3 separate regions of the Homo sapiens genome follow, and regions 2 and 3 are each linked to region 1. Evidence: chromatin loops called from intact Hi-C (ENCODE). Cell type or tissue: A673. All regions are shown on one strand. Each heading gives the region's core, and the rest is flanking DNA. Links, peaks and the distances in the headings are about the cores only.

Region 1 (8,341 bases), core at 75-8,074:
AAGTAGTGTAAAATGATACTTTCTTCATTTAACAATGGCATCTAATTTTAAAAACATATTTTCTTGCTGCAAAATTGCATTTGTTGAATTTTCTATTCTTCAGTGACAGAATATGTATTTATAAAATCAGAGTCACACACAAAATGGCAAGATGAATATGGTCAATTACTATACTTTCATACTTCAAAGCATTGAGTACAAAGTATTCGGTGAATAATCTAATCTGCAAAACAGACGTATTTGAAGAAGCAATAAAGTCCATGAAATAAAAACTCTCTCTCTAGAGGTCTATATTCTTTTCCTGATATATTGTCTTCTGTAATATAATATAATGTAATATAATATAATATGTAATAAAACATAATATAATAACAATTAATCCCCAGAGAAAGGCACATTCCAATATCCACTTCCTATATTAAGTGATGATTTGTTAAAGGGACAGTAAAGATGACAAAATTGGGCTAATTACTGATAAAATGACTATATTATATTTCTTTGAAAACCACAGAAGCAGAATTGGAAAACAAAAACTATTTTAAGTTGTATTTATATGATATATGTAATTATAAATGTTTTATAAATATTAGTTCACTTAATCTTCATAATATTACTTTTAGGTAGCAACCATTATCACCCTCAGCTTGAGGTCAGCCAGTTAATAGGCAGTAAAGCTGGGATCTGAATCTTGGCAGCTGGGCACCAGAATCTGTACTCTCAATCCCTACACTTTGCTACATTTGTGGAATATTATCTTAAGAGGGAATTCAGCGCCTTCTAAAATTTGTAGCAATATTCGTACACGCATTAACAATTCTGTGGTGTTCAACACCAAATTATTTAGAATGATTATTTGGGGTTGTTTCCAGAGAAGGTTATGGAGGTCTTTAACTTTCCCAGAATCATTGCTTTCTTTCATTGGCAAAGGGTCTTTGAACAAGCAATGTAACATCCTAAGACTTCTGAAGGCATTTCTGAATCTAAACAACGCATGTGACTTCATCCCCAATGAATCTTGTGACAAGATTTTTAAGTCATCAATAGTAGTGAGATTTTATTTGGACAATAGAATTCCCAAATATTATCATCTTCTTTCTTACCATATTCATGACTTTCTATGAAAGAAACACAAATACTAATTTGAAGAAATATCATAAATGATTTTTACTAGATGCAAAAGATGTAGTGCAATATGGCGTATTCAGATGTGAGGAATAATGTTACCTAGAGGACCTCTTTCATAAAGATGATGCACGTATATTCTCATTCTTATTGATATTGAGTGTTTTAAGAAATCCCAAATCAATGAAAATGTGGTTTAAAAAAACATTCTTTTTCAAAAATAAAAATAATCTGAAGTCCTCAGAGAGTATTAATCTCAATTACATTTAGAAAATAAAAGAAATTTGTAAATCATAGAATCTTTGACTTGAAAGATACTTTAGAAATCAAAGTATCTTTACTTTGATTTAGAAATCAAAGTCCCACTATAAACCATTCTTTTGTTTTTGACTGCCCAACCTCCATTTTTCCCTTTGCTAATAATACTCTGGTTTTTGGGGAACTTTCCTGCTCCTCACTCTCAGTCCTTGTGATTTGGGTGGGACTGATTTCTGTAATCTCTTGGTCCGAATGGTTAATCAAAATATTTTTCCTTGCCATATAATTCATTCTGGTCACTATATATACCAAGACATGAAGATCCATTTCCGAACTGTTGCTGGGAAAATAAAGCTCTATCTCAACTGGAATGGCTGTTAAGTTTGGATGTTAAACTTATACTGTTGGTACCTATCTTGCCAACCTAAGTTTAAGAGAGTTTACCTGAATAAAATGTACACTTTTGATAGCAGAACCAAGAAGTGGAAAGAGACTAAGTCTGGATGAACTTGTCTGAGCCCCTTAATAGAGCTCGATGGGCTCTATTCATAAAATCTACTAAATCCAGGAATAAGTTCTACAATATTTATTCCTGTGAAATGACCATCTGATATCTAATTAAACAACTTACACTGCAGGAGTATCAAACCTCATAAACAAATCAATGTCTTTTCAACATCAACATGTTTTAGAAATTTTATTATATTGAACATAGATTTGCTTTCCTTTGTTTTCTCCTTCGATCCTAGGTCTGCCTTCTGGTGATAAGCAGGTAAGTCTAATTATCTCATTATCAAAAATATATGTATCTATCATCTAGGCTATCAAAGACATAGTGTTTACCCTCTACATCTTTTATTTTAAGGGAAACAGCTACAATTAAGGAGATTATAGATAAGTATGTATTCAAGTCTTTTATCACCAAAGAAAAGCCGTGATAGTAGTACTTTCTTGTCACAACAAACTTCACTAGTCATCATGTTAATAATCCAGTTTTAAAAAGAGAAAAAAATATATACTGCTAATTAGCTGGGGTTAAACAATGATTTTGTTGGTTGCTTGGGACCCAGCCATACAATTAAAATTGAGCACATGTGATTTCAAAGATGAACAATCTCACCTGCTCAATATTATCTATTTCTGTAAAGTCATGTCAATTACTGTCAGGGTTTAAGTGATTATCCCCTGAAGGATCTAGTTAAAATTAAATTATTTAATTTAAGGGAAATATATAATCTCCCACTAAATCATTAAATGCAATTAATTTGTCGTTAGGAGTAGGAGACAAAGTAATGGAAGACCAGGAAGTTTATAAGGAAATCGAGGTATGGAGTGTCCTTTCACACAAGAGATGATGCCATAAAGGGAGTTAGGTGGGTAATGATATGGGGCCCTCTGTGCAGATGTCAGGGTATGGGCTGGCGATGATAGCACTACTAAGACTATAAGCCGGATACTCATTTCTTTCTGGTAAAGGATCCATTGCTAAATCATAATGCCATGTTGAAGAAAAAGGATATTAAAACCAACAAGGAGAAGCAGATTGTGAAAGCTGAAAACTGGAAGGGTAGATAAAGACAGAACTGCCAGTGTGTTGATTTTATTTTTGTGTTTCGTTGTTAGTGGCATGGCTACAGGAGCACCTTATTAAGTGGAAATTAGCATGAAACCATTAAACTTTTAGAGTATACCTCAACTCCACTTTTATTCTCAGTAAATTTCCTGGCATATTTATTAATTCATCAGATATATCCAGTGTCCCTCTCTTGTGCCAAGTACAGTGCTAAGTGGTCAGGATATCATAGTGAACATAAGAGGTAGTTTCTGCCTTCACATGGTTAGTGGGTAAAACAGATATTAAGCAAATTATCACACCATAGAATTGCAAACTGTGACAAATACTGTGAAGGAAAAGGAATGATACTGTAAGAACTTACAAGGACACATGATGTAGTGGGGGGTATAGGACTGGATATTTGAGTTTAGGTTTAAATGGTTATCACAAAACTGTGGGCCTTGGGAATCCGAATGACTTCTGGTGCTCACTTCAGTGGCAACAGCAACATAGTATTTTATGTTTCTACTGAAGTTGAAACAATTTCATTGTCCCTTCGATTTCATTTGCTTTAACAAATCATGGCTGACTGCCAACATCATATGCAGACCATTACTATTTGAAAAATGGATGGTATACAGGCACAAATCTAAAAACAGACACATGGGTTGGGTGTGATGGCTCAGGCCTGTAATCCCAACCCTTTGAGAGGCTGAGGTGGGTGGATCACTTGAGACCAGGAGTTCAGGACCAGCCTGGCCAACATGGTGAAACCCCGTCTCTACTAAAAATACAAAAAAAAAAAAAAAAAAAAATTAGCCAGAGGTAGTGGCGCATGCCTGTAATCCCAGCTTCTCGGGAGGCTGAGGCAGGAGAATTGCTTGAAACCAGAAGGTTGCTGTGAGTCGAGATCATGCCACCACACTCCAACCTGTGTGACAGAGTGAGACTCTGTCTCAAAAATAAAAAAAAGAAAAAAGATAAACATAAAAAACAGACACAACAATACATTCAAATTCTTGCTATTGAATTGTTCTATTTAAAATTTTATGGTTATTTCTCCCTTTTGTGCAATTATTTTGGTATATTGTATGTCCACTAGGGGGCAGTGCTACCCTTTCTTGGAAAGGAATTAGCTTTGGCAAGCCCAGAGCTTTCACGCTAGATGTTGGGGGCTGGGAAGAAGGAAGAGCTTTCTCCAGTTTGGAAATGAAAGACAAAAAATAGAGACTTTTAAGACAAAAGAAAATGTGATTGTATATCATTTCAAAAGCCAGCTTCAGAAAAAGATTTATTAACTGTTTGTTTTTAATCACTGTTAGTAGAACAGCTACACAGAAATACAAATGAAGAATACCCAATGAAGGAGTTATTCTTGACTCTGTGCCACACTATAAGTTTAATTTAAAATCTGTATTGTTTTTAATCTGTGTCTCTAAAAAATATTTCAAGACCTATTTTCCTCATACAAACCTACAGATATTGAATTTACTTATTGTAAATTGTATAATAAATTTGTATAAAGGACTTTGTAAACATTAATGTAAATTATCACTCATCAAAGAACAGTAATATTTGTGAACTAATTTTATTACACAGACTATTTTCATTAATTTAAAATAATACTGTAGGAAATATAGGTTGATTTTTATAAAGTATAAACAAGAAGAAATGACTACAAATTCTGCTGTGTGAACAATTAATAAATATAATACTTGGCTCTTAGCCTTAATAATTATGCACTCATCTAAGCAAAAACATCATTTGGTAAATTATATAAGCACTTTTATTTTATTTTCCTGATGTGTTCTGCTACATATAATTGTGTCTTAGCTGATCAGCTTAACATATGAAGTTGCAAAAATATTTCTTATGGTAGGTAAAAGAATGAAAATATACCTTTCCTGCATTTCTGATTCAAGTCTTATCACAGCGATTGACATGAGATTTGTTGGTGTTGCACTTCCTTTACCTATATTATTATTATATTTTCATAGCACTTGAGCATTTGCAAAAGAAAGCGCAATTATTTTATAGTTGATTTTAGATTTCTTTTGATCATGAAAATTTAGAATAAGATTTATTTAGGCCACGGGAATTATCTGGTAAACAACATACCTGAAAACAATGTGTAGTTAATTTAAACTAATTGCTTTTGATTATGTGTTTGGTAAATGCCATATTGTCCACCAATGAGGTTAATATTCTCTTGGTTTCTTCCCTTAGATAAAATGTAGGTTTTACTTTTCTTGTGATGGTTGTTAGACTGACCTTGAATACAGCAATAGTTACTCTAAGTTCAATTCTTTAGTATCTCCATATGGGAAACTTCCAGTAAAAATACTTGCATAGATCTTTATGTATTAATGCTGCTTAAAATAAACTGAAAGTAGAAATGACAAAGTGCTTAAATTATTGCAGGAGCAGGAATAAGTACCATATGCTGGTGATAAAACATACAGAAGTTGTTGCTGCCCTTCCACCATGGCTCTATTTTTCTTTTCACGTTGACCTTCTGATTATAGCCACGAGAGATCAAAACATATAATTTAAAATTACCTTCAGTTGATTTGATCAATAAAATGTATTTAACTATATAACATTGGCATACTCTGGAATGTCTGGCATTCTGATGGCAAATTATTTACTTCTATAAATGTTTATAGTGAGAAGTATTGTGAACTACGGTAATGTCTGCCTCTTGCTATTACAGACATATACACACTGCTGAAAATACCTTCAATTTTCTGAGGCTCTAAAGGAACATCCAGCATTCTCTCTCTTCTCTGAAGTTGAAGCATGTTCCTATTAGTAAAAGGCTAAATGAATATGTAGTAAAAATAAAGTATATAAAAGATGAACTTGTCCATCATATTTGAAAAGCTCAGGGAAATAAAGGGTGGGTGACTGAGACTGGATTTTCAATTTCTTTTGTAAAAGGAACTGGCTCCCTAGAAGGCTGAGGTTTAAGAAAAAAAACAAGATAGCTTTTAGTGTTAGAGACTTAAAACAAAAACACAAGGCAGCTGGCATAAGAAAAATTAGCTGCCCTGAGGATGTGTGAATTGAAATGAGATTATGAAGCTCACTTATAATAGCCCTCCCAATTCAAATGTCAGAAAACAGAAAGGGTGACCAAGTTCATTTCCATATGACCCCTACAAAGGCTTAGCAAGTTGTTAGACCCTTTGGGAAAATGCAGTCTATACAAACGCGACTAAATAATTCTTAAACCTTTTTTTAAATTTTAGTTTTTAAGATTATAATCACTTTCACTACTTCTGCAAATCTCAGTTTCACATAAACATTTACTAGATGTCTTCTTCATACCAGACACTTCGGCAGGCGCTTTGTAATCAGGAGCAGGAATACTGATAAAATAAAGCTCATCAAAAAGCCAGACTCCCCTGCTTTTAAATCTGCCTGTTTGAGATGCCAGTCATTTATAGTATCTTTCAGATGGGTGATATCTAGTCATTTTGTATATACTTTACTCATATTAAGCAACCGGTGCCTAAGTTATTTCACTGTGTGTATATGTTTGTTGTTCACTTTTGGGATCTCTAGAACAGGGTGGGGCATCTACTTCTATATTCCAGCAGTAAGTAGACAATCTGTCATGTCTGTTGTACCTAAATCCATGGCAAACTTGGGCCTTGAGCACCTTCAATACAAGAAATTTCTAATTTGTGTAATCTTTTAAATTATACCCAAGGAAAAGCCATTTTAAAAAATCTATTCAAATTTAGATGGCCTGCTAAAGCTTAACTAGTTAGTTTGGTTGAGAATCTAAGCTGGGTTTCGTAACTAATATAACCTATGCTCTTCTATAATATCTTATCAATAGTTATTGACTAAATCTGGTTGCCTTTACTCGATGTGTTTAACTCTTGTCCCCAGTACCTTGTCTTGGAGTGCTCCTGGGTTTTATACTTATTTCCTGAGTTCTGCTCTTTTGCATTTGTTTGAGCTTGCTGATTGTTCACATCTGGTATTGTTATGTGATCGATCTTAGGGCATGAGACTCTTTAAATCTCAAATCATTCTTTCCTTTCTTCAATATTCTCTATCCTTCTTGATCATTGTCCTAGAGTTATTTTATTTCTCCTTTAATGTTTGACAAGGATTTCCTGTAAGTCTCAGAAATCTTAATTATAGCTCAGCCATCATTGTATTTTTTAAACTTTCAAATCTTGAAGTGCTCCAAAGTGTTAAAATTATACAATTAAGTAAACCCTCAGAAATGCATAGAGCACTTATATTAGGTTGGTGCAAAAGTAATTGCGGTTTTTGCCGTTAAAAGTAATGAGAAAAGTATAAATACTTCTATGCTTTTCTAAAAAAATTCAATATAAGTGCACAAGTTTGGCATTACATGTATAAATTATAAATTTAATCACAAGAGGGCTAAGTAAACACATGCTCAGAAATACAATTCACATATGCGGTCACTGTGTTCCTGATGATCCTCACTGAAAACTTTATATATTAACAATTGTTTCACATAATTACAGGTGTGACTATAGTAATTCTTACACTGTGATTTTTCAGTGAGTTTTCTCTTATAAGCTTCTGTTAGGTATATGTTGGGGGAAATATTCTTCTTTTTATTTTTATTATTTATTTATTCATTTATTTATTTATTTTTTTGAGACAGAGTTTTGCTCTTGTTGCCCATGCAGGAGTGCAATGGGACAATCTCGGCTCACTGTAACTTCTGCCTCCCAGGTTCAAGCGATTCTCCTGGCTCAGCCTCCTGAGTAGCTGGGATTACAGGCTCCCGCCACCACACCCAGCTAATTTTTTGTATTTTTAGTAAAGACGGGGTTTCACCATGTTGGCCAGGCTGGTCTCAAACTTCTGACCTCAGACGATCCACCCGTCTCGGTTTCCCAAAGTGCTGGGATTACAGACGTGAGCCACTGAGCCTGGGCCTTATTATTTTTTATAAAGGAGATAAGATGTCATTATTCTCCCAGTCACACACTCTTAAAACCTTAGTGTCATTTTGACTCTCTTTATTCATTATCCTCTCCTTCAGTTGCTAAATCTTGTAAATTATTCCTTGAAAAATGACCTTGTTCTCCTTCAATCTGTTTAAATTCACAGTGAAATCATGAGGTAGTCATATCCCAATTCCCAGACAACATGCTTCTCTTTCCTGGGTTGGACATTCAAGACTCCAAAATCCGTCTCAGGTAAAGTGTCCACTCTAAGCTCCACTGGCCCCTTATTTGAATTGTCTACTCTATTTCTGGTGTCCATTTGTCATTATCTTAACATGTCAGATACATTTCCAATGCTGCATCTTTTCCTGCCTAGAATTTTTGTCCATTTCCTTCCTTTTCACAGGGCTCTTAAAATAGTTGCTCTGACTCACAAACATCTCATAATTGACTACCTTGT
Region 2 (8,341 bases), core at 41-8,040, 1.5 Mb after region 1:
GATTCGCCACACTGTCTTCCACAATGGTTGAACTAATTTACACTCCCACTGACAGTGTAAAAGCGTACCTATTTCTTCACATCCTCTCCAGCATCTGTTGTTTCCTGACTTTTTAATGATCGCCATTCTAACTGGTGTGAGATGGTATCTCATTGTGGTTTTGATTTGCATTTCTCTGATGACAAGTAATGATTAACATTTTTTCATGTGTCTGTTGGCTTCATAAATGTCTTCTTTTGAGAAGTGTTTGTTCATATCCTTTGCCCACTTTTTGATGGGGTTGTTTTTTTTCTTGTAAATTTGTTTAAGTTCTTTGTAGATTCTGGATATTAGCCCTTTGTCAGATGGGTAGATTGCAAAAATTTTCTCCCATTCTGCAGGTGCCTGTTCATTCTGATGGTAGTTTCTTTTGCCATGCAGAAACTCTTTAGTTTAATTGGATCCCATTTGTCTATATTGGATTTTGTTGCCATTGCTTTTGGTGTTTTAGTCATAAAGTCTTTGCCCATGCCTACGTCCTGAATGGTATTGCCTAGGTTTTCCCTATTAAATAGGGAATTCTTTCCCCATTTCTTGTTTTTGTCAGGTTTATCAAAGATCAGATGGTTGTAGATGTGTGGTGTTATTTCTGAGGCTCTGTTCTGTTCCATTGGTCTATATATCTGTTTTGGTACCAGTACCATGGGCCTCTTATAAGGGCCTCTTTTAAAAAAAATCATCTAATTCATCATTTTACCAGAGTCTAGGGCTTATTCCTCAGTTTTAAACTGTAATCTTGTTAGTTCCCATCATTTGTGGGTACATTTTCTAGATATGCCAAAATATTAGTAAGGGAATCCTTGCAGTTTAAGTCTTGATTGGGCTACGGTAGTTCTTCTAAGTGGGACTATATGTTCAATAAGGAAGCATTTGATCAGAGATTCCCCTTTGCTGTTGCCTCTTTCCTCAGTTTCCAGCTTCACTATCCTTATATAGAGTATCCACCCAGAAAAAGGGTACTGGGCAACTTCTCTGAAGAAAACTGCAGCTTTATATGGACACCCCATTTCCACAGTATGTATTAGCCCGATCCTCTAATGCCTCCTTTCAACCCATAGTAGAACAGAATAGGTAGTTTTTTCATACTACCTTTCATATTGAAGAGTAATATCTGGGTTTGATTCCTTGTTCTGTTATTTACTAGCTGAGTGAACTTGAAATTATTTGTGACTCCTTTACAATTTTAGTTTACACATCAATAAAATGGGGATGACAATGTCTACTTTGCCAGGCTGTTGAGAGTATTAAATAAAAGAAAACCACACATGCCTCCTATAGTGCCTGACATAGATGACACCCCTAACAGATAGCACACGTTCATATCACTGTTGATTATACATCTTCCAAATCATCTCTCTTATCAGAAACTTGGCCATAGACTCCCAGTATTAGTCTCCAGAAAAAATAAGCTAAACCATTCTATTATTACAATAAGTAAAATACACATAAATAAGGTATAAACAAAATTTTGAGCTTTCAGTAATGTATCTTTGAGTCAAAATTGTTTAATTTTTAACGAAGGTTTCAAATACTCAAATTTTATACCAATGTAAACATTTCAAATTCAATAACTAGTCACATCAAGTAAACCTTACTCACTTCTATAACATGCTACTGATATTATACCAAATTTTACAAAGAAAAAGTAAAACATACACTTCTTATTTTGATGGCAGAGTGTATTTTTGCCAGAAACTTGTATTGATTTGGAAACAGCATGAGATCCTAAATAGAAAAATGTAGCTTCAAATAGAAAGGTACAAGTTAGAGAATTTGGAACTGAGTCATTTTTGAGATTTTAAAAGGTGCTTTTAAACAATGTATTTTAATCATACGAAATGATTCTCCTAAGATTTAAATATAGGAAATTTGGAACTTCTAGTTAAATATATGCATGCAAGTGACTACTGAGTTATTCCAATTCCATTGTGTGAATTGAATAGATAATATACACTTGAATAGATCATAATACTCTATGCAAGTTCACCAGAAACTAAATCAAGTACCAGACGAAGCACTTCAAGCATTTCTTAAAAATAAAGAATATTGGAAATAAACCACAGGGACAAGAAAAGAAAGGATAAAACACATTTACTCCTTAAAGATATAAGTGGAAGGTTTTTTGTATGTGAGTAGTACAAACAACTTGGGTTTCCAGATTTTCACAGGAAAAGAAAAATATTACCCACAAACAAGACAACTTGAGAGAAAAGCATCAACGCTTATATTTTTCTTTTAGATATTGCATAATAGTTAGCGTATTTCTGAGGAAATGGGATTTTGTTTCTTGTTTTATCTTGTACAATTTCCTTACTTGAAAAAGCCTTCAAAAATCTTTTCATTTTAACTACTTACAAAAATTACAATCACCTATAATCTTTGCCCCTGTTCTTCTCATAAGGTTAAGTTCAGTTCAAACTATTTATATAAGCCAAGTCAGTATTTCATTGTCCAGCTTTTGCCTATAAAATCGACCTGTGTGAGTCCCTTTTGTAATGCATGTCAGAAGAAAAATACTATGCCCAAGTTGTTACTTTCAATAAGCACACTGTTTAAAAAACATCTTCATTTTGCTTTGCAAAACTTCAGTTTGTATTTAAGGTATTTCTATTTGAAGGAAGAATTACCATATTAACATGTACTTATTTGAGCCTAAAACTCCCTTGAGTATTGTCTATCCCTCTACCCTCCACATCTTGGTAAAGCCATTGCCTGGACTGTGCAATGGACACCAAGAGGATTGATTGCCGTAGATGTTGCCTACTCCCTTCTCTTTCTACCCTTACCCCCAAGCCCTCCCTCACCCCCACCCACTGCTGCCAGATTTTTTTTTTTTTTTTTTGAGATGGAGTTTTGCCATTGCCCAGGATGAAGTGCAGTGGCACCATCTCGGCTCACTGCAACCTTTGTCTCCCAGGTTCAAGCGATTCTCCTGCCTCACCCTCCCGAATAGCTGGGATTACAGGCCCGCTACCAAAATTACCAATTACCTGGCTAATTTTGTATTTTTAGTGGGGATGGGGTTTCACCATTTTGACCAGGCCGGTCTCAAACTCCTGATCTCAAATAATCCAACTGCCTCAGCCTCCCAAAGTGCTGGGATCACAGGCATTTGCCACTGCACTTGGCCAATCTTGAACCCAGTTCAAACCTTCTCATTGCTGTGGAGTTTTAAGACTCCTGATTCTTTTACCTCCCCTGCTGACACACACACATACACACACACTGCCTAAAGGATGGAGTAAAAACTTCTTAGCATGGCACAAAATGTACTTTTCGCCACATTTCCTATCACTACCTCAGAGACAAGTCTACGCTCAAACTGATCTGCTTATTCTTCCCCAAATACAGCTGGCATTTTCGTATCATGTCTTTATCTGTTTACATTTCCTGAAAGGTCCTTTTTAATTTATGCATAGCTTTCTCTCTGAAAGTTTCACAACCACCAGGAGGCAGTATAGTGTGCCCTTTCCTATCATCTCTAATTGCATTTGCTGATACATGATTGCATTGGTCATAGATGTTTTTATATCAAAACATTTGTTGCATCTCCCTGATGAGATGGTTCTGGAAAGACTTCCTATTCTAGTGATGACAGGTTGGGCCATGAGATCTGCTTCATCTAACAAAATGAAACTGGCATGGGCACTTAACACTTCCAATCAGAAGATCTGGCAGAAGGCAAAGGTATTTTTCTAGTTCTCAATTTCCCCATCAGTAACATAGGACAAATAATAAAATAAAACTGAAGGGCTTGACATAGTTCTTAGAATGTTGTAGATGCTTAGTAAGCTTTTAAGTATTTTGTTAACTTGTAAGAATAATCATTTTCCAAGTTTATTAGAACACAAAAGAATAAGAGCATTATATTCAAAGATTAAGTAGAGTAATAATTCTGTGTGACTATTATTTTCAAAGCAAATTTAGTGCTTCTAATAATTTTTAGTTAGGTGATCTCATCAGACTTTATAGGAAAATTGGCAGGAAGAATAGTGGACTGGATCTCTAATAAAATAAATTCTGTAAAATAGCAGCACAGAAAAATTGAATTCTTCCCTAACACTGCACTTGTATTCTATATGTGAGGATATATGAGATGGGCCATCCTTGAGAGACAACACAATCTGGTTGGCATTTACCTTTACATTAGTTAGTGATATTCATTCACTAAATGCTAACTTTTAAGGTTGAAAAAGGAGACCAAGCCAAGTTGATCAGCTCTGAAATCCACTATTCAAAATAATTTTCAGCTTTAAGACTGGCAGTGTGTTCACATAATGATTTCATGTGCATTCAACATCTTCCAGAGAGCATGCATTATCTAATCTTCGTAGAGCCAAACAATGATGAAAAGGAGATAAAAAAACATAAACTTCTTTGGCTCTATAATAGAATTCATCACCTGAACCAAGGTCATGCTAAGCAAGAACAATCCTTGTCCAGAAAACAATAAAGCCAACTTATGAAAAATGTTCTTGAGTTCCAGCATACGATGAACTGTAAATCACTATTTATGAAGTATCCAATTTACACTGGTATTCTATATGATGGTCATAGTCAATAATAAATAAAATAGTTTGAGAAAACTCATTTAAGTTTTTAGCACTAAGACACATAATTCCTATTTTAAAATGGAAGAGTCATTGATGGAGTTTTTATATATGTAACTCATTTACAAGATGCATATACATATTTTTGTTTTGTCATATAATAAATTGAAATTTCATGCCATCAAACGTGTTTAGAACTGATTGGAACCTGGATTCAAAAATTTTGGGTGAAATTAGTTTTTCTCCAAATAGAATGAAAATGCTTACTGGTTATAACAATAAATTTACTGAAAAATCTATTAATCTATACTCCAAATTCAATAGAGCATACTGCAATTACAAAAATATTCCCTTTCATTCTTCCTATATACAGAACCAACAAATAGTATTTTATTTGTGCATATTTTTTATCTTCACTGTTCTTGACTGAAAGACTAAGGACAAGGATTAATGCAGAAGTATTTCTGTTATCTTGAAAGGATATGGGTGGAAAAATTAAGCGATCTGAGCCGAATAGTTTAGGAGAGAAAATGAGATTGTGGTGGTTGTGTCTGTGACAAGAGAACCCTCTTAATGATAATACTCTGAGATTTACTTAGAGAATGCCACTAGAATAGGATTACCCTGGATGGGATAACACACATTACATCATTAGCATTCACTCTCTGCCCTCTGGTGGTAGATATTACCAGCTGACTAGGATGGGATTAAGGTTCTAAATCAATCAGCAATATTGATGATGTATAATGTTTCTGTCACAGTGTTTATTAAAATGAATGTATATCAATATTAAAATATTTCATTTTCTTTTAGTGATACTTTAATTTTGCAACTGCATTATTCAAACCACTAGCATAAAATTGCCTGGTTGGAAATAAACCAGGAGATCTAATTACAGCCCCCAGATGCAGAAACAGTCTTCGACTTCCTAGTAATCTGTTCACTGTAATCAGGTGGCTTTGTTGTGCTTATCTAGAAATACAAAGAATTTGAGAAAATCAGTACATTACATAATTGCTGCATTTATCTACATTTATCTGTTGTATTCTGAACTACTTAATGCTGGACAATTCTGCTTTGAGACATTAATTTTTCAGACATTGCGTTTGTTCAAGCATTAATTCAATGTCTACACTGCTTTGTGTACCACACATATAATTAGTAGCACTTTGCCAACCCCCTTTAACAAGGAAGGCCTCTTATGAGAGCTTTGTGAAGCTTCTCATGTGATATCATTAGAGGATGGATCAGAACTGTATTTTACAAACTCCTGTCAAAAAACACCTTTCTTACTGTTTTGTTGATGAGCGAAATGCCACATTGTAGATTAATTTCCCTGATTTATCCCCAACATTTTGGTGGGTATATATCTATCTATATATATATGCATATGGTTGGGAAGAATGTGAACAAAATCACACATTTTCTTTTTCTCGTGTTCTTTTGCTGTCATCCTCCTTTTGCCTTGTCCCCCAAAACAACGTATGATTCCCTTTGTACACACAATCTGTGCATGAAATGACTCCTCTTTACAATAGACAGGACAGCCTAAGGGCTGTGAATGTCTGTGGAGTTTTCTGCAGCCAGAGGCTAAAGAAGCAGCATCTCAATGGGGCATAGAATAACTAATGATGCTTGGAATATATCAAACACAGATACAATTAATATCAGATTTATTGATTTTTACTACTAATAAAGATTTCTAGCTTAAAGTTGGTGATTTTATTTATTCTTCTTAGTTCTTTTGTATTTCTGATCAAGCGCTTTAGTGCTAGTGGTTTGAATAATATAATTGCAAACAGGAGAATACAGGCATATAATCAAAGATGTAATACAGAGATTTAAGTGTATGAAAGTACAAATGGAATGTCTCTATCTCAGAATGGAAGAGTTTAGAAAGGTTCCAAAAAGGTAATATTTGTTTTGAAGTGCAGAGATGAGAGATTATTTCACTAAGAGTAAAGGTATGTTCAAATTGGCTATCCTGTTTCTATTCACTTGGTTTTAGTCAGGCAAAACCAGGATAGGGTAGAGTATGCTGTGCTAACAAAGAACTCCAAAATCTCACCTTAACATAGCAACGATTTCTTTCTCAGCACACGTCCATTCTGTGTCTGTTAATCACAGTTACCCAGGTAGAAGGAGGGGCCTCCTCTTCTATCATTGTCAATGCCAGGATAAGAGAAATCCATGAAGGATCCCACTCCAGCAATTACATGCTCCGGCCTAGAAGCATCATAAAAAAGTTCTGTTCAAAACAGTTTGGCCAAAATTACTTGATGCCTAGGAAATACAGTCCTTTCACATGCCTGGCGGGGAACAACCTAGAGATAGTTGATAAACAATATTAATGACTACCAGACATGCTTTCTCCAAAAGTACCTCCCTATTGTGGAAGACAATGGCTATGGTTTGCTGCATTTACTAGAATCCTTTAGCACACTGTATTTTTCTACATCCTTTTCTTTGTTTTCTTCTAATTTATCTAATTTGCCACTGAGTTCATGTTCTTTCTTCAATTCCTTTGTATTTCTATTACCACCTGCTTTCAAGCAGCTAACATTTTTACAGGAGAATATGTGCATATAGGCAAAAATATAATTGCAGAGATTTAAGTGCATAAAAGTAAAAATGAAACGTCTCTATCTCAGAATGGTGGAGTTTAAAAAGCTTCCAAAAAGGTAATATTTGCATTGAAGCGTGGAGATGAGAGATTTCATTAAGAATAAAAGCATGCTCAATGCAAAGAGACATGATTAATGCACAGACATGCTAATTGTTTAACATAGCCACCTAAAATTCAGATTCTAGGGAAGTCTCTGGTTGATCTGTCTTACGTCATGTGTTCATGGCTTGGCTAAGAAAAAAAAGAACATTGTGATTGACAGCAACATCAATATTATTGCAATTATGAAGGATGCCTATCTGAGAAAGATAGAATGAAGAATGAGAAGTAATGCTGGAACAGAAAAAAATAAAATAAAATATAGTTTTAAGTAAAGTCATACCAAAATGACTAAGGTTTTGTATGTCATATCAGTTGTCTGGCTTTAATTGTCAAAATGATGTAGAACCAACTAAAGGAATTTAAGAATTGAGTGACAGGTGCAGACTGCAGTTTAGAAAAATCTCTCTTTCTCCCACAGTATCATAGAGGATGGACTCATTAGAACTTGAAGCAGGGACCTCTTAGGGAGCTATTGCTATAATTTAGTTGAAATATGAGGAAGCCACAATAAAAATCAGCAGTCGAGGTTAAGACAAGGAGAGCAGCACTCCCAGATATGTAGAGAACATATAATAAAGCAGTGTGTAGGGATCAATAGGGTGATAGATGTGAGTACAAAGGAGAAATAAATGCAAGCTGACTTAGGAGTCCTGCCTTTGGTGGATGGTGGTGCCAGTGATTAGGGGGCAGAGGAAGGGAAAGCAGGTTTCCATGAAATGGTGAAGGTGGCAATGAGCTCAGTCCTCAGTCACCCAGAGCTCTCTCCACTATCTTTGTGTCCTGAAGAGCAATATTTCAAAAAGCAAAACCATTTTTTGATTAGAAATACCTGACAAACCGAATGCCACCCAGGGTCATATCATTCCTAGGAGTGAGGTCATCATTGCATATTTAATTTGAGTTAAATCAGTTTTAAAAGAGTGTACAGTTAACACACATTGTAATATTTAACAGGGTATTTTCAAATAAATAACTGTTGGAAATAGTATAATATCACAAAATTATCAAATAATGATATATAAAA
Region 3 (8,341 bases), core at 236-8,235, 1.1 Mb after region 1:
GATTTTCTATTTGTGTTAGTAGTGTGTGTTTTAGCCTGGATTCCCCTGAAAGCAAAGCTTGAGGCAAAAGCACCTGTGTTATTTCCTTTTTAATGGAGTACGATATCAAGAAAACAGAAGTCAGGGAAAGCTTTGCTCATCTCTTGGGACAATTTTTTTGTCATCTGAATAATTGCATCTCAGAAAAGGTTTTTTGAAGGGAGAAAGGTATAAGAGTTTATTTAGTGTTGGCCAGGCGTGGTGGATCGCGCCTGTAATCCCAGCACTTTGGGAGGCTGAGGTGGGTGGATCACAAGGTCAGGAGATCGAGACCATCTCGGCCAACATGGTGAAAACCCATCTCTACTAAAATACAAAAAATTAGCCGTGCGTGATGGCACGTGCCTGTAATCCCAGCTACTTGGGAGGCTGAGGCAGGGGGATCACTTGAACCCGGGAGGCGGAGGTTGCAGTGAGCTGAGATCACACCACTGCACTCCAGCCTGGTGACAGAGCAAGACATTGTCTCAAAAAAAAAAAAAAATTATTCATTGTCTTGTCTCTCATTGGTCAAAGGCTCATTGTACAGTAGGCTAGCTCCCCTCTCTTCCAGGTTGCATGTGCATGGTTGCTGGGCAAGTGTTGTGACCTCAGTGTCAACAGGGAATCCCCAGAGCAGGAGGTAAGAATGAAAGATATATAGAGTGATATATCTATGGATATATCACTATAGTGGAGGAATTTAGTTTATAAAGCACAAATATATCTATTGCACTGATTGGAGCCCACAAGACCTGGTCAGTGCAAGTGGTTGCCAAAATCAAAAAGTAGCAAAGCCCCAAGAAACAGGTGAGACAAAAGGATCTGAAGTAGCACATGAATGGTATGCAATTTTGTGAGTTAACGTGATACCCACAGTGGACCAGCGGTTCCTCTAACCTGTGGTTTGGTCTCTAGCAGTTGCATGAAAGGCTGTGGTAATAGTTGAAATAGTCTCAATAGAAGAAAGTTAGGATAAAAATCCAAATCATAACAATCCCATCATCCTTGAATGTATCTAACTCTTGCAATGCCTTTATAGTTGAGGATTACAAGCAGGAAGAATCCACATCACTTTCCTTGTCAGTTTATCCTTAACCTTGTGGGTTAGGCATGCATGATGTAAGAGTTCTTCCTCCACGACCCTCATCTCCCTGTGCAAAATTCAAGTGCAGTTGTTGACTCAAGTGAAGGCCTCAGCCCTACCAGCTCATATTCAAGGCTCAGCTCTAACCTTGAGTGTTCGATGTTTACATATTGCTACCTCTCTAGGATAAGTGGCAGTTGGAGCTTTTGTGCTATTCCTCAATGAGAGTCTTGGAATGATAATAAACATGATTGCTTCTTTCTGCCTGTCACTACAATGACTAACACATATGATACTTCATCAAATGTACAATGCAAGATAGATGAGTAGAGGAATTTAGTTTATAGAGCATAAATATATCTATTACACTGAAGGGGAAACTAACATCTATAAAGAAGTAATTATTTTTAAATAGATAATTTCAAACCATTTAATCTAGGAATACTGTACAGGCTTAATGTAACCATAATGTATTGGCCGTGCATCACAAGAACTGATTACTCCTGTGGGTTCTTTTCACATGGTATAGTGTGAAGAGGTGATGATTTAGAGCGAGTCCATCTTAATTAAGAATCTTAAACTCTTAAGTCTCAGGTTGCTCAGTATTAAATATTTCTAACTGAATAGTTGTTAAAAAGATTAAATGGGATAATTTGTATATTTATAAGTGCTTCATAAATAACAAAGTATCATATATAAATTGTCACTTTTATGAGTTTATGTCAATGTTTCACATATAGACTAAAGCAGGGGTCCCCAACCCCAGGACCACAGAGCCATACAGGCCGCAGAGCAGAAGGTGAAGGGGGCTGCAAGTGAGCATTACTGCCTGCGCTCCACCTCCTGTCAGATCAGCAGCAGCATTAGATTCTCATAGGAGTGGGATCCCTATTGTGAACTGTGCATGCGAGGGATCTAAGTTGTGCACTGCTTGTGAGAATCTAATATCTGATGACCTGAGTTGGGACAGTTTTTTCCCAAAACTATCCCTCTCCCCTCCTCCCACATCCATGGAAAAATTGTCTTCCACGAACCAGTCCCTGGATCCTAAAATGTTGGGAACCACTGGACTAAAGCACTGGCATATATTTATATAAATTTTGCATACGTATATATGTATATATATTTAATACATCCACCTCATCTGCTAGAATTTGAGCTCAGAGTAATGAGGACCTCTTTGAATGTTGAATAAATGAGTGGGTATTTGGATTTACTTCAATAAATTAACCAGCTTGATTTATATTATAAACTCATTATGTTTCGAAAATTTGCAATTATTCATTGATTCAGAAGTATATCTGAGTGCCTAAAGTTTGCATGATACTGTGCCAAGTGCTGGGGATATAAGATTGTATATTATATCCTTACATTGTTTGTCCTTACATTGTACTGTCTAGCAAAAACACAGACATAGAATAATAAAACAACGGGATTATTGCTTTTACAGAATGCCTTATATACTGTGCCCCATTCATTTCTCACTTCAAATCTGTGAGGTAGTTATCGGGATCACTTAGTTAACAAATGAAAAAACAGTAGACTTGAATAAAACAGACTTCAAATTCCTCATTATCATAGGTGGCTTCACACACTCAGGCTCCTCATCAGTCAATACACAATAAGTTTGTATGTTCGGGTGCACATGCAAAACCCTGTATATGTATGTCAGTATGTGATACTAAGTAAAATGACCAAATTATCACATACTTAATGCCTGAATCTTCAAGAAGTGGAAACTTTACGCTGTGAACTGGCTGAGACTTCTGGCTACTCTTTAGAAAGAGGAAAATTTATTACTCCTGGGACTGATAAAATTAGGTATCAATTTATTACTCCTGGAACTGATAAAATTAGGTATAAATTGTGGAGCATTTGAGAGGACACGAAGAAGCTCTCTCTTGAAACTGGCAGCAACTATGGATGTAGAAGTACTTAAGTGCAGAGTACTTCACTTGTGGACATATTTTATGTTTGTAATTTTTTCCTTCAAATAGTGAAAAACAGGCAAAATTAAAAGTAAGCAATCACATAGAACAAGCTAAGGGAGAAAACATAATATGAACTGTTTTGTCATTTTGATTCTTAAGTAATCATTTTAATTTGCACTCCCAAATTATGAGAGATTTATGTGGGTTTTATATGTAAGCATATAGACATTTGAAGCTTTTCCCTTTTTTCCCCTTGTTCTAATGGTGAAGGAACTGATTTCAATTGGCAAAATAAAACCAAACAAAAGGCAGCTGAACAGTGCTGCCACCTACTGTTCAGAGAGCTGTTTAGCACTGCTGGGAACCCATTGTCCCTGGCAACTCATGGAAAATGAATATTTAAGTATTTATGACATCCAAATAAGAAGTCCACTGAACTCCCTACAGAAATAACTTCTCAAATCAGCTAGTAGGAAATCATAATTATAAGTCCATCAGAGACTTGCAGTTAGTAGATTATGCAATGCTAAATTTTGTGTTTCACACACTCAAAAAATGTAAGCCATCTGTGTGTAAGAGCATTTTCTATTGAAATAGATGATCATATTAAAACAGAGTAATTTCTGTTCTACTGTGCTAATGAATTTTATTGGGGACAGAAATAAAACGGACACTAAAGACAGAGAAGCACCGTTGAAGATAAAGCACATTCTTTGTTGTAAGTAGCAAAAGACTGATACATTCAGCAAAAGAATGGTTCATAGAATTTTTAAAGGGTTTCATTTGGAAAATGATTTTAAAACTCGCCAGGCAATATTGACAGCACATCCTGTGTGCCGGCCAGCCAGCCGGCTCCTTACACAAGTGAGGAGGCAGAACCGTCCTGGCGGGGAGGCACTGACAAGCCAAATGAGAGTTGGCCACAGTCTTTGTTTGCTTAATAGGAAAAGTTATTACCTTTGCTTGTTATCCCAAGAAGGCTAATGGAGCTCTCATGGTTCTCTCTTTCCAGACACTAAATAACATCAATTACAATCATCCCAATTAAAACAGGGAATAGGAGATGTAAAGTTAAAAATTAAACCAATAACCCCCTGACTGACATCTTCTGTTACTTTTTCTTGTCACTTGTACTCTTTAAAATTCTGGTTTCCTTCATTAACTCACATCACCTTAAAAACCCCTAAATTACTTTAAAGAGAGAGAGAGAGAGAAATGCATTTGCTCTAGCAGTCTTAATGTTTGAGGGTCTCTAGCATCAGTGCAATTGGGTGCCTGATTTTCTTAATGCTGCATTCAAAATGTTATCTAAGAAGTGTAAAGCATAGAGTCAGAGAATACATGGATTTAGACTAAACTGAATTTATTTTCAATTTTGTGATGTCTTAAATATAACAACAACATCCTACTGATTGATGCCTCTAAGCTTTTATTTATAAGCTCTTAAGGATTAATAGGTTATAATTTATATTCTCTACCAAAGTGTTCTCAGGTTACAAATATTCTTAATGGAAGATATTCCACATATTTAGTCAATACATAATTTTAATACAAATATTAGATTGGTGCAAAAGAAAAGGGCTTGACTTATTCTAATGTTAATCACAACGTTAGCTTCATAAGAAAAAACTGATAGAATGTATCTTACTAGTTGTGGAGCATAGGGAATCTATACAGTACAATTATAGCTACGTATCTGGGGATTTATTTGCAATTTTTTTCCAGAGACATTTGGATACCTTTGTACTCTCATGAAAATTAGATTTATGTAGTTGATTGAACATTGGACTTTCTCCATTTATGACAATATATACAGTTTCTGTATTTTTACTATTCCTAAAACTACTATTAAATTTTAGTAGCTTAGTATTTTTTCCTAGACAGGTTTCTGAAGCAGTGCTAGTGCATTTTGTGAAATGAGAGGTATAAGTATGTTAAAACAAACAACTTTCTACAAAACAGCAAGTGAATCTATTGTTTAGATTCCATAGACACGTTTTTTAATGTCAGCCTGATCTAACACCAAATACGTCTATTATCCTGGGATCCACGTCTGCCTGTCTGCTACAGACTTGTGAATGAGATAATAGTATTGATTTATAACACATGTCTATGGAGTTACGATCCAAAGCACTCTAATGCTATGAAATGGATTTAAGAAAACATTAGAGATTTTCATTTGAAAATATGTCTAGTGCATGTAGTCAAAAGCACATTGTACATGTTATGTGCTGTTTCATTTTCCTTTCTCTCTTCCTCTTTTTAAAATGATAATTCATTAGTGAAGATATTAAATAGTACTACAGTATAAAAAGAGGAACATCAAAAAAATTTAAAGCGGGGTTTTAAGCATGATGAAATTAAATAAACCAAAATTTTTGTGTAAATAATGCTCTGTGGAGTTGTGTTACGTAGTGACCCTGAGTAATATCTACTATTTTAGTATTTTTATTATACTTTTAAAATGAGCTTAAGACTTGAGATAACTTAAACTTTAAAGACATGAATTTAATTGCACTCTTACTAAATGAGAGCATATGAATTTTATTTAATCAGATGTTAATTTACCCTTTTCTTGAGGTGTTACCATTTCATTGCTGAAAGCATTACCTAGTACTTTGAATGAAACGCACATATAACAATTAATAAAGAAACAGCAAATCCTTGAGAAGCTAGGCTTCGAATTTTCTCCTTGCAATCTGGTAGTAGAGAAAAGAAATTAAAGGTGACTTGTGTGAGTTCAATATACTAAAAAGGAAGGAAAAAGTCCTATAATTCAGTTTTCAATGGCTTCTTTCTAACTATATTAAAACACTCTGAGAGACTAATTATTTATCGTTTTGTTGAGATGGAATCACACATACTTTACTGCACAAATTTTATGTTGATTTCAATTGTTTGATATTCAATAATAAACTATTATTAGAATCAATTATTTAACATGACACTGATATTTCAGGTAAAACCCAGTGAAGTGCCTAACTAGTGTGGTGTCTTTGAAATGTAATTAAGGTTCTATACTATGAAATGTATAGACCTGAAGAAGATTTTCAAAGAAATTATCTGGTAATATTTATATATCAATATTATTTTGGCCAATATCAATATAGATAATTTGATAGAGGTTGAGATAGTTGGTAACAGAGCTATTTTAATTTTTTTTAGTGTATCAATATTTAATTCATCCATTAAAGGACATATGGGGTAATAACTGAAAGAGTATACATAGTGATTTTGAAGAAAATGGTAAGAAATAGGGTGCATTTAGAAATAGAGTTTATTGGCTGGGGGCGGTGGCTCACGCCTGTAATCCCAGCACTTTGAGAGGCCGAGGTGGGTGGATCACAAGGTCAGGAGTTCGAGACCAGCCTGTCCAACATGGTGAAACCCTGTCTCTACTAAAAATACAAAAATTAGCCGGGCGTGATAGCACGTGCCTGTAATCCCAGCTACTCAGGAGGCTGAGGCAGGAGAATCGCTTGAACCCGGGAGGCAGAGGTTGCAGTGAGCCGAGATCGCGCCATTGCACTCCAGCCTGGGCAACAGAGCGAGACTCCATCTCAAAAAAAAATAGTGTTTATTTTTATTACAAATGTATTATCTGAGACAGAAATCAAAAATTCTTAAGCAGAAATATATTTGTTCATCTTCAAATCAGGTGCAGTGTATGAGTGCTGGATATATAGGAGGAAAGCTATTTCTTGGAAGGAATGTCACTTCAAAATAATTACAAATGAAAAAGAGATTTTTCTAAAATTTCTACTCGCAGTGAAATGTGATGGTGATGATAAGACAAAACAAGCCAAGTTTAATAGAAGTTTACTCCTGATAACTTGATATTTCCAGTATCTAATACTTTCGAGTACCTGCTATTTGCCCAGCACTTGAGCTAGGCATGACAAATTACTTGGAACTATTAAGAAAACTATTTCAAAGTCTGGTTTTGAGACAGGATCCTTTTATACAGCCTTAAGTAGTCTAAAACTTGTTCTTTATGTTAGCCTACAGGAATAAACAATTTTACTGACCCTTCTTATTGGAAGGTCTGCCAGAGGTTGCATTTACCTTGACCTTGTTGTTTATACCAGTTCACTGTAGCTTAGCTCATATGCTAGGGCTTTCTATTTCCCCTTTCCTCCCCTTGCTGTTCCCTCCCCACCACTTCCCTAGCTAGGAATAGTTGGGCTTTCTTTTTGTTTTTTGTTAGGTTCTTGACCAAATTCTCATGACCACCATTGAGAAATATTTCTGGATTCTGTATCAATCCTTATATAATATTTCTTTCTACATCCTGCCTCCCTTAATTCCTCGCTAGTTCCCTGTCTCCCTTCATTTTTTCACAGACATACCTCTTGAAAGAATAGTCTACAAATACTGTTTTCCTTTTTCATCTCCAATTTCCTGTCCAAACTACTATTCAGACTTCCGTCCTGAATGCTTAAGTGAAACTTTTATCAACAACATCACTAATGACCTCCTAAATGCCAATCCTAATGGCATTTTTTCAGTCCTCTTCTTACAATGCCATTCTAGCATTTTGCATTTGACATTGACAGTCATTCCATATTTGAAACTCTGGATTTCTGCTGCACTGCTCTTTGCTGGGCCTTCTTCCATGCCCCTAACTTTGTCATCTCAGTTTTGTCCCTGTGAGTTTTTCTTTTGTTTATTGCTTACGTGTGTTTCTTCACTTTCATCTCTGTGAAAGATTTCACCCAGATCCACGATCTTAACTATCGTACATATTCTGACAGCCTTCATGTTCATGCACTTATTCCTTTAGTAAATATTGATTATCCACTTACGATATGCAAGGCACTGTTCTAAAGGGTAGAGAATACAGCATGAATATGAGTGATAAATTCTTTCTCCTCGTGGTGCCTTCACTGTAGTCAGTGAAACAGACAACAGGTAAGTAACAGCATGCCTATATGTTGTCAGGTAGTCATAAGTGCTCTGATGAAAAATAAAGCAGGGTAAGGGTTTAGAGACTTATGGAGGGGTGGATGATACTTTAATTCAAACAGTTGGAGAAGGCCTCTCCGAGGACATAATATTTAAACTGAAACCTGAATAATATAAACATTAGTCCTGCATATATCACCATCCAATCAGTAGCACTAACTGAAGTTATCCTTGTTTCTTCCTCTCTCTCATGCTCCTATTTTATTTGACATTAAGTAATGTTGATAGTAGCTTTTAAATTTCTTTCAAATCGATTACTTCTCTCCATCTCCACCACCATTGCTAGCACCACCCTGGTCCGGGCTGCCATCATCTCTCACTTAGAGTATGAAATAACCCC

What was found. Peaks named below come from ENCODE experiments on the same cell type or tissue, not always from the same donor. Only the 100,000 strongest peaks of a DNase experiment are listed, where the experiment ranks them.
Region 2: it touches region 1 in a loop (5-fold over the local background); 4 of 110 quality-filtered maps call a loop at or near these places.
Region 3: a loop joins it to region 1, with 4 times the contacts of the local background. A loop is called at or near these places in 63 of 110 quality-filtered maps.

Annotation. Positions count from the first base shown.
Region 1 is chr2:212,563,502-212,571,842 of GRCh38, reverse strand. No RefSeq gene overlaps it. Among named protein-coding and RNA genes, the nearest start is that of ERBB4, 29 kb to the right of the region's middle. In A673, for the core only: a CTCF peak has its summit at 4,018 (motif pointing right); a DNase peak (open chromatin) is centred at 4,082; H3K27ac peaks cover 2,894 bases.
Region 2 is chr2:211,030,887-211,039,227 of GRCh38, reverse strand. LOC107985978 (a long non-coding RNA gene) reads right to left here. Exons shown (of 4, transcript XR_001739867.1): 2 at 6,658-6,815. Among named protein-coding and RNA genes, the nearest start is that of CPS1-IT1, 420 kb to the right of the region's middle. In A673, for the core only: CTCF peaks have their summits at 3,479 (motif pointing right) and 5,279 (motif pointing left); DNase peaks (open chromatin) are centred at 3,487 and 5,237.
Region 3 is chr2:211,450,453-211,458,793 of GRCh38, reverse strand. The region is part of intron 20 of ERBB4 (erb-b2 receptor tyrosine kinase 4); the gene reads left to right. Among named protein-coding and RNA genes, the nearest start is that of CPS1-IT1, 840 kb to the right of the region's middle. In A673, for the core only: a CTCF peak has its summit at 3,376 (motif pointing left); a DNase peak (open chromatin) is centred at 3,363; H3K4me3 peaks cover 1,014 bases; H3K27ac peaks cover 2,211 bases.